Linked DNA regions of Homo sapiens: region 1 is linked to region 2. Evidence: read pairs that join two places in POLR2A ChIA-PET (ENCODE). Cell type or tissue: CD4-positive, alpha-beta T cell. All regions are shown on one strand. Links, peaks and the distances in the headings refer to the core of each region. The heading gives the core; the rest is flanking DNA.

The links. Peaks named below come from ENCODE experiments on the same cell type or tissue, not always from the same donor. Only the 100,000 strongest peaks of a DNase experiment are listed, where the experiment ranks them.
Region 1: POLR2A ChIA-PET joins it to region 2 with 7 read pairs; 6 of 35 experiments call an interaction of 5 or more read pairs at or near these places.

Annotation. Positions count from the first base shown.
Region 1 is chr6:130,185,933-130,191,439 of GRCh38, reverse strand. All of the region lies in intron 5 of SAMD3 (sterile alpha motif domain containing 3), which reads left to right. Among named protein-coding and RNA genes, the nearest start is that of SAMD3, 34 kb to the left of the region's middle. In CD4-positive, alpha-beta T cell, for the core only: no CTCF peak of the experiment used is centred there; no DNase peak of the experiment used is centred there; H3K27ac peaks cover 575 bases.
Region 2 is chr6:130,129,720-130,134,981 of GRCh38, reverse strand. It overlaps L3MBTL3 (L3MBTL histone methyl-lysine binding protein 3), which reads right to left. Exons shown (of 23, transcript NM_032438.4): 21 at 1,361-1,530; 22 at 1,077-1,139. Among named protein-coding and RNA genes, the nearest start is that of SAMD3, 91 kb to the left of the region's middle. In CD4-positive, alpha-beta T cell, for the core only: a CTCF peak has its summit at 125; a DNase peak (open chromatin) is centred at 2,551; H3K4me3 peaks cover 1,138 bases; H3K27ac peaks cover 3,565 bases.

The sequences.
Region 1 (5,507 bases), core at 254-5,253, 56 kb before region 2:
CAGTTTTCCTTCCAAATGCGAATGTTTATATCCAAACATGTCAACAAATCATAGTTATTTTCCTCTTCCTGGGGAGCCCCAGGAACCCAAAGGGATGATAATTAAGGGATGGGCCTGGCTCACAGTTGTCCTCAGAAATAGGAAGCAGTAACTCTCCTCTCAGGGAGACCACATACTGAAGATGTTAATTGGTCAAAGAGACTGACATAGTAAACTCTCACTGCATAGTAAACTCTCACGGTGTCTAATTGTTGGGGGTAGAAGAATCCTGAATCACCCATGTCACTCAATATATATATGGGTTACATTGTCGGCAAACAGGAAGATTATCATGCATATGACAGTTGGAAAATGTGAAATCATGCAAAAGGCAGATATCTAGTATGGTCAAGTATTGAATGTGGACTTGCAGGTCTTCTATATACTTGGTCTTTAAACTATGGGACTTTTAAATTTGAAGTTAAATTCTACATTGGTTCCCAGTGGTGTTTCAGTACCAGAAATAGTGTTTGAAATTGGACATGATTATAGTGTCAAGCAAGATTGCCTTATTTTGCTTGGACCTTCAACTATGTCTTGGTTCCAAAAGTAGCCCTGGAAGCCATTGGCCAGCTCTACCTGGCCCCTCCACTGACCGACATGATTAAATCGGTGTTTATGTAAAATTGGATGATGGATCACAGAGGAGAAGGGTTTATGGCTATATAGGGGGATAAATTGTGAGGAGCTGCAATTAGAAAAAATGAGCTACTTTTCTTATTTTTTTTTAATCTCTTTTCCCAGTGTTTTTCAGATTGGATCATTTCTGTTGATCTGTCTTCAAATTCAATGACTATTTCCTCCTAAATCTCCATTCTGCTATTAATCCTATCTAGTACAATTTTTAATTTCAAATTTTGTATTTTTTTCTTCTAAATTTCTATTTGTTTCTTTTAAACAATTTCTATTTCTTTGCTAAATTTTCCTATCATTTCAGTCATTCTGGCCTATATGCCTTTAATTCACTGAACATTGTTAGAATGGCCGCTTTAAAATCCTTGCCGACATCTGGTTCATCTTAGCATCACATTCTAATGATTATCTTTACTCTTGAGGATGGATTACATTTTCTGGGTTTTTTTTTTGTACGTTACATAATTTTGGATTAAATATGAATGTTACAGTGTGGAGTCTCTTGAATCTGTTGTGTTCGCCCAAAGAGCGTTGACATTTTGTTCTAGGAAACCGCAAAATTGGTTGGACTCACGTGGAAAACTCAGTCTCCTGGTGTCAGTTAAAATCTGTTGAGTTCTTTTATCTTTAGTCCAGTTATGCACATGTGTAGTTCAGGATCATCCAGAGATTTGAACAGTTTATACACAGATTGTGGAGTTTTCCCTCATTAGCTCATTCTTTTCTGGGGTTTTCCTCTCCTTTTCCACATAATGGGTTGCCCGAAATCCTGCCCCCAAGTCTTTGAGTCCAGAAATACTACAGGTTTTTCTATTAGAGTTTTGGCAGCACAGCATGAGGCCTGCCTTCAGGCCAAAAGCCATGAAAAGGGAACCTCATCAAAGGCCCAGTGTCTTCCTCTTGTTCTAAGTGTAGGCTTCTTTTCAAAACCTGCATTCTGTTTTTCACATTTCAGTGTTTTCAGTTAATTTTTTTAAAATGTGTTTAATGTTTATGGTTAATGTTTCTGAGACAGCTGGTCCAGTGGGAGCTCATTAAGCCATTCCAGCAGAACTCTGCTAGGAGACTACTGAAGCAGTCCACATTTGAGTGGCGAATACTTGGATTAGTGTAGTAGCATGAACCATGGAAATAAGTAAATAAATACAGAGATAAAATGTAGGGAAAATTTCATGACACTTAGGAGTGAAAAATGAAGGTGAAAGACATCACGATGTTAAGCTTGAGTTGCTAACAGAAACGGGTACAGTAAAAGAAACAAGGAAATTGGAATTCTGTGTTAGTCCGCACAGGCTGCCAAACAAATACCATAGACTTGGTGACCTAAACATAGAAATTTATTTTTTGGTGGTTCTAGAGGCCGTAAGCCTGAGATCAAGGCACTGACCTCTTCCATTTCTGTTGAGGACCCTCTTTTTCACTTGCAGATGGCTACATTTTCTCTCTGACCTCACATGGCATACAGATCTTTTAAGAATACCAATCCCGTCATCTCAGGGCCCAACCTTATGATTTCATTTAACTAAATTACTTCCATAAAGGTCTGTCTCCAAGTACAGTCACGTTGGAGGTTAGGGCTTCAACATATAGAATTTGAAAGGAACACAATTCAGTTCCTAGAAAATGAGAGCCTAGTTTTTGTTTTTTGGTTTTTTTTTTTTTTTGGTTTTTTTAAAGATTGTGAATTATTTTGGATTTGTTGAGTATGAGATGAACAATGTACAAGTTGTTGTTGGAGATCTAAGATGGAGCATGGAGAACAGATTATTGATGATAGATTTACAATCCATCAACATAAAGCTCAGAGCTGAGGCCATGGGGCTGGATGAGTTCTCTGAGGAAGAAAGCAAAAATCAATACAGAGGATTAAGGGGGCAGGAACCAAGCCATGTGCAAATTCTCACAGAAAGTAAAGGAGGTATAAATCAGCAAATAAACAAGTTGTCAGAGAGATTGGAAGAGAAGCAGGAAAATGAAACAGTGTCAAGGAAGTTAAGGAAGAAAAGGGGTGTGAGGAAGTAGTCAATAACACTAAATGCAGTTATGAAGCTCTTGTAAAAAGTTATGGTCAAAGGCCCTGAATTTGTCAATCAGGAAATCATTATTGACTTTAGAGGAAGCAGTCCCGGTGAGGTGATTGGGAAGAGATTGAGGTAAGAGAGGTTAGGGAAAAGCAGGATGAAGGTGATTTCAAAGACATGCCTGGAGCATAAATGGGGAGCCGAATCTACAGGGTAATGAATGCAATCACGGACCAGTGAAGTGTCCACATCTTTGCCGAGACCACATCAAATTCAGCCCTGCTTAGGTAGCTACTTCTTTCAGATGCCTGGTTTATTCTTTCAACAAAAAATCACTGTGTTATCAACTCTGCTAAGCAATGTTATATATACTGGAGATTAAACAAAAAGTCCCCGCCCTCATGTAACATCTGTGTTTCTTCTGCTCCCTACCAACTGCTGTTCTTCTGTGCTTTCAGATTGTTCCTTAGAGAGCTGGTGCTCACCTGAGCCCGTTCTTAACAGAGCCATCTTTCCTACCCTGTGTGAGCCTCATCAGAGTATACCATATGCTCTTTGGAAGCAGGGAAAGAATTGGATATTTTTTCACTCTTACTAAAGTTAGAAAATGTTGGAGAGTCAGTTAGCTTTTTTATGAAAATGCCATCTAATCATTTTTTAAATTAGCACCTAATACAATAATGATATGGCCAAGTATCAAATGTGTTGTCTTAACTTTATTATAAGTTTTATTTTATTGCAAATATAAGCTCTACACATAAGCTGAGAATTTAGTAAGCAGTGAACTCTGATTCAGTTAGCCGGGGGCCAACTGTAGGCATTAACATGTTTTAAAAGCTTCCTAGTTGATTCTACTGTGCACCCAGGATTGAGATACCTTGGGTTAGAGATCTGTTGCTTTGTGGTGCTGATTTTGTCGAAGAGCCTGGTTCTGAGGTGGGAACAGTAATATAACCATCCTTTGGGTTGAACTGCTGTCTGCTCCCTGCCCTTACTTTTGGCTGACTTATTATGGTGTTCTGCCCAATTCTAGCTTAATAAAAATATTATGAATAATCTTAACCTCACAGTAAAGCTTTTTTTAATCCAATGCAAATATAATTTTACAGATGAGAAATGATTTTGCCTGCAGTTATCTGCTTCCAAATTAGAATGTATTTTTAATTTCTGATGAGTCACTTTTCGTGTGTAATACTCATTTTGACTGGTATTAGGTGGCATGGGTTGGTTTTTAGTCAATTCCAGAATATCTTCTTACATTGTTTTAATGTAAAGAAAATGAAAATTTGATGCTTCTGATCTTTCCTAATACCTCTATTTAGAGCAAGATGGAGTATCTGTCTCCTTGGATCCTTTATATGTCTAGCTACATTGTGGATGTTTGATAGAAATAATACCATGCAGTATAGTCTCCGCCCCGACACTGAAAAAAAAAAGGAGGGAAAGTATGTAGAATAAAAAGACAAACAGTGTAACGAGCTTTATTTTATAACACTGGAACATTGAACTTATCTGTTGAGGTGGTACTAAGTAACATAACAACTTCAAAAACCTGGACCCGGCAGGCAGCTAATTTAGCTACTTGAAAATCACTGGGGAAAAGGAAATAGATGCTAAGATTACTGAAACCAGCTTAACACCTGCCAAGTTACATCGCTTTTAAAAAATGCTAGGAAGGCCCAGGCACGGTGGCTCACACCTGTAATCCCAGCGCTTTGGGAGGCCAAGGTGGGCAGATCACAAGGTCAGGAGATTGAGACCATCCTGGCCAACATGGTGAAACACTGTCTATACTAAAAATAAAAAAAATTAGCCAGGCACGGTGGCATGCGCCTGTAGTCCCAGCTACTCAGGAGGCTGAGGCAGGAGAATCGCTTGAACCCGGGAGGCGGAGGTTGCAGTGAGCCGAGATTGCACCACTGCACTCCAGCCTGGGTGACAGAGCAAGACTCCGTCTCAAAAAAAAAAAAAAAAAAAAATCCCAGGAAGGCACAAAAGACATCCAACAAAACTGGCCATTACTTTATACTTCTAGGTCTCAGTAGATACAGGAGAGGTAATTTGGCCATGGGAGAAAGAAACAAAGTAATAGAATATGGAAGAAAATGAGGATTGTGAAAGAGTAATTCGCATTTAGTAGACCCCTAATAAATACTGGTTGAATGAATGAACAAAATGAAAGAGAAACATACTAGAAAATAGATTGGGCTGCAGCGGAGACTTACATCTGGAAATATCCTGTTGTGGTATTGGGTCAAGTATTAAATACTGGTGTGCTTATTTTAGCCAGGACATAATTTCGCCACTGATATAGTAGGGACCGCCAAAGGGGGAAAAAAGGAAAGGGAGCTTATCATAAAAATAGATGTGAGAGTGCTTTCTCCTGTGTGCTTGATTCTCCATATCACATTATAGCTCGTGCATTCTTATAAAGGATGACCTAAAATGCTAAAAGAATCCTAGTCTTTCAAAATTCATCTGAATGTTGCTTGGGCCACTAAAGGTTCCATGGTCATCAGAAAATTAACCTACTTAGGCCAATTTAGGAAATCTTCCTGTTGTCTTCTACTTGGCTTGCCTCTGTTTCTTTACTTCCACCACAAATCGATCCTATTTATAAATGGGTTAAGAGCTACCTAGTGCCTTTGATTAATTGTTACTTGGACACTTTATTAATATTATAGAGTCTTCATTTTGCATACTCAGTGGTCAGTCACTAACTTTAAGGCTTGAACATTGTTCTGATAATTTTATAAACAGCCTTATTGACATTTCATTTACATAGCATAAAGTTCACCCATTTAAAGTGAACAA
Region 2 (5,262 bases), core at 1-5,000:
ACAGAGAGAAAATAAAACCTTTGCACAATAAGAACATAAATCAGAAAAAGGATGTTGGAAATCAGATCCTTGTGCATTTTAACAAGCTTTCATCTAACGCATAAATTATACCTAACAGTATAACAACACTGACAACTGGTGGCTGGATTGTTAGCTGTGTCTATACTCCTGCAATGAAATGGAAAGTGTGCTGTTCTTAACAGTTGAGCTTTACACATAGGGGCAAACAAGTTGTGTATGCGTGTAACTGTAGACAGCAGATGTTGGAGAGCACCTTCTGAGATTACTCAGTCTACTTTCTGCCTTCTGGCAGGAGTAGACACAGCCAAAATCAGAGGGGTAATTGACTGCTTTGCTTGGAGGAGATGACAGGCAAGTGGCTTATTTTTAAAGGTCTCTACTGAAAAGGGTCTCCTGCTGTACGCTTACAGAATTAAAAGTTAGAAACCAGATTCCTTTTTATTCTAGTGCTCACTGTAAGTGATATCATTCTTAATCACCCCTTATATTGAAGTTTTGGAGAGGGAGTTGAAAACAACTAATAAAATAATCTTCCAAAAGTGGACTGTGATAAATATCTTATTATAAACATTATTGAGGAATGTATATGACTTAAGGGATTTTTTTAGACATAATGCTAATATTACTTATTATAAACCTCAAATGGAGTCAATCATGGTGTTGTTAGAATGACACTGGAAAATAAAATAATGGAAACTAATTTCACTTTATTAAAAAGAGAAAATGTTGCTTCTTTCTTTCTTTGGCTTCCTCTGTGCTATAAACTATATAAATGCATGCTATTAAGTTCTGTGGGTTTTCTTTTTATAAGGAGCCTAGTGTTACTGCTGTGGGGTATCATAAAATGGTACTCACAAACATTCTTATGCATCTCATCTTATACAAAGACATTTTTATACAACTGATTCATACTGCCTGTTAGTATACATCAATTTGTCAATTTCAACACACCCCATCTCTTTTTGACTCTGCCAATTCCACACATTTCACCTTCCACTGCATTTCAGTGCTTTGATCCCATTAAGTAACATATTGCAATTTAGTGGAATACTTACTTCATCTTTAAATACCTTTCCATGTTCTTCACACCCAGGTAAGCTCTGTATAAATTCTGACACCTGTCAAAAGCAATATCAAAATTCCCAGTTAAAAAACACAGTCAGAATCTAAATGCTACAGGTTCAAAACATTTAACCCATATGCATTAGTTATTTCTCTCACAATAATTTCTTCTCTTTCAGAAAAAAAAAGACTAAACGCTACCTACGCTCAATGTTCCACACCTCTTAAGCCAGTAATCCTGTATCTGGTGTCGGGCAGCAAAGAAAATAAAATATACCTCGTCTGTGCTCCATTTGGAAACTTTACTGGCAGGGATTCCTGCGACAGTTGGAAGAAGTTTGCTTTGCTGCTCCCAGCGCAAGGGCAGACATGGAATTGGGGACTTAAAGGACAGAAAGACAGCTGACCGACGCTGTGCCTGCTGGACGGTGGGTTCTTCCCGGGCACCTGGTCAATGAAAACAAATGGGAAATCACTCTCTGAAAGCAGCAAGAAAGCCCCAAATGCCGTGCATCTCCCAGATAACGAGACTGGAGGTGGGAGTGGTTAAAGCATTGGTTCCTTTCAGCATTATACTATTGAATAGGCTCTTCTTTGTCTTTACTGAAGGTCACTATAAAAAACAACCTGTAAATTCAACTGATATCATTTGCTACAGCACTCATTACTAAAGACATGCTTCATTATGTTGTTCAACGTTGTCTCTTTAATGCTTCAGATAAGAAACGTGCCTCAAAGTTTTAATGGGAAGGAAAGTTAGTCTTATTCTAGGAAGTTGTTTATTTGCTCCCCTTTCTGCTTTGGATGTTGTAAAGGTAACAGCCAAGTTGCATCTCACGTCTAACACCTGTGCTTACCATGTATTCACAGTTGGCATACTTTCTCTCTCCTTTTGTCTCAGGGCTTGGTTTGGTTTTTTAACTTCTTATTTACTAATCATACTGATTTTTTAAATAGCCAATTCAATTTTTTGACAGGGATATGAAATTATTGCAATAAAAATAAAACAGCAGAAATGCAAATGTTTTTGTAATTTTTTACTTGTTCAGATCAAAATTAAAACTACTAAATATTCTTACTGTAGCCTGGGCAACAAGACAAGGTCCCATCTCTTGAAAGAAAAAAAAAAACCCTACTGAATATTCTATTTATGTTAGAGCTTCTGAACCCAAAGCTAGTTTTATGGCTGCTTTCCTAAAACGGCCATTCTCTAGCAAAGGATTTTTGTCCTCTGGACGCTTGACTTAGAGCTGTCAATCGTCGTCTCCTTATGGTCCTTTAGAACAGAAACCTTTTCTGAAAACTCTGTATTCAAAGCACCTCAGAAGAAAGGCACCTCCCATACATTTCCTCTCTGCTCACACACCAGCTCAGTTACAAGGACACCTCAATTCTATCACAAAGCCTTGCTTTTATATCTCTAAGATCTACAGAAAGACACAGAAATCACTAAGTGTAAAGTTCACTGAATTTTCACAAAGTGAACACACCCATGTAACCAACACCCTGACTGAAAACAAAACGTGGCCAGCACACCCTTCCAATCGCACCTCATCTGTCAAGGGTGACCACTTCCTTGACTACTAACACCATAGATTCATTTACCCTTTTTTGAATTGTATTTAAAATGGAAACTTGGGTATCTGGCTTCTTTCTCTAAACAGCATGTTTCTGAGATTCATCCACATTGTTGTGAGTAGTAGAAGTTACCTTCTCTTTCTTGTATGGTTTTTGTGGCTGTGAATACTCTATAATTTATTTGGAGATCATGAACAATGAGCATCTGAGTTGTTTTTAATTTGGTGCTATTACAAACAGTGCTATTACAAACATTCTTGTACAGATTATTTTGTCAGAGGCGTTTGAACCAGAGCAACTCCATCTTGAGCAGGAGCTGGGTAAAATGAGGCTGATACCTACTGGGTCTGAGACAACTGCATTCCCAGATGGTTAAGGCATTCTAAGTCACAGGATGAGCTAGGAGATGTGGACAAGATACAGGTCATAAAGACCTTGCTGATAAAACAGACTGCAGTAAAGAAGCCAGACAAAACCCACCAAAACCAAGTGACCTCTGGTCGTCCTCACTGCTACACTCTCACCAGCGCCAGGACAGTTTACAATTGTCATGTCAACATCAGGAAGTTACCCTATACAGTCTAAAAAGGGGAGGCACAAATAATCCACCCCCTGTTTAGCATATCATCAAGAAATAACCACAAAAATGGGCAACCATTTGGAGTAGTCATTCTTTATTCCTTTCCTTTCCTAATACACTTTTGCATCCTCACTTCACTCTCTGGACTTGCCCCAAATTCTTTCTTGCGCGAGACCCAAGAATCCTCTCCTGGGGTCTGGACTGCGACCCTTTCCTGGTAACAATTTCTTGAATGTACGTATGTGTTTCCATTGCACATATACCAAAGAGTGAAACTCTGAGGTCGCAGCATGTGTGTACATTAAGCTTTGGTAAATCCTGTCAGCTTTCCAAAACAACTGCAGAATACCTACCAACAGCATATGACAGTTCCAATTGCTTCACCTCCACACCAATGCTTGGTATTGTCTATCTTTTTCTTTTTAACCGTTTAGTGGGTGTATAGTGGTATCACATTATGGTTACAAATGCATTCCATGATTAATGATAATCTTTCCCTATGTTTATTGTCCACATAGAGAGGCTCTTTTGTAAAGGGCTTATTTCTACTAGACAAATTTCCAATAGATAAATTTGGTTAAGAAATGACTTCTTTACAATATTGAGTCTTCCAATCCATGAAGAAGCTAAATCCCTCAATTTCTTTGGCTCTTCTTTAATATCTCTCATTAATATTTTGTCATTTTCAGGTAGAGATCTTGCACATCTTTTGTTAAATTTATTCCTATGTATCAGATGTTTCCTGAGGCTGTTATAAGTGGTAAATTTTTAAAAAATTTATTTCTTATTGTTCTGTTACAGTTTTCTAATAAGTTTATTCTTAAACTAGCCTAATCCAAAATTTGAATTGCTCTGAATGCTAGAAAGTCACTATGCTGAGTCAAAAATCTATTTTACTGGAGTTGACACCCACTGGTTCTGGTACTACCTCATTGAGCTTATACAGAAAAATTCTAGTGTCTGCTCCACATGAAACATTTCAAATCTTCAAATATGTTTTAAAAAGCCATCATTATCCCTCTTTCCACATTTCATCCAATCAACCTCAAAGGTGCAGGTCCTCATCCCATTTTATTGAATATCTATTATGAACCAAATACATAAAGCAGAAAGTTTGTTTTTATTCTCTTTTTCTTTTTGAATTGCCCAGATTTAAGGAATTTTTGTGTAGCAAAATACGGAGTAACTTAAAAACATCTTTTTAATCTCAGGTATTCTAAAGAGCTTAGCTATTATTTGAAATACAATATTTGTACATATTTTATAAGACAGCTTTATATGAAATGGTAAGATTTCCAATTCTACACTACAGTAATACCATAGGGCTGACTTTATAATTTGTATCCTGAGTGCATGCCATATAATTAGTCTTTTCCAAAGCCATAGTCTTTATCCTATTACTGTTTATGTTCTATTAACACTCAGCACTGTTCATTCTATCACTGCAGACCTACTCTTCCATTTTATTTTCTGCTAAAAGCTGTATTAGTCACAATTCATTTCTAATGTTCCGCACATTGTTCCTTAGAAAAATAACTAACCCATTCTAAGGAAATGACTAAAAACACCAAAGCCCTTATGTCTGTGGTTGCCTCTGCATGTCTTTAAGCCTGATACGATAAATAGGCCTAGATATACATACTCTTCCAATCCTAGTACCAACTCTGCCTCCTTCGCATTAAGACTTTCCTTCCTTTTGCTGAGTCTTCCTCGCTAACTGATGTTATCTGCCACACAGCATGCCACCTCCTATGATTTTAATCCAAAAGGAATAAAGAAAGCAGCTTCATTTGAGCAAATTTGTACTGCATTCCTTGAATTGCAAAGAAAAGTGACTCCAGGTTTTTGTTTTAACATGTTATGACATAGGCTAAAATAAATGCAAATAGACTCTGGCTCCAGTAGGTGGTTCAGTGCCAAGAGTAAGGAAGAGTAGGTTTAAATGTGCACAGTATGCCTCGGGAAACAGAGCCTCGTGTTCTAAAGACATTTCAGCCACCTCCCTTTGCCTGGGACCCTAT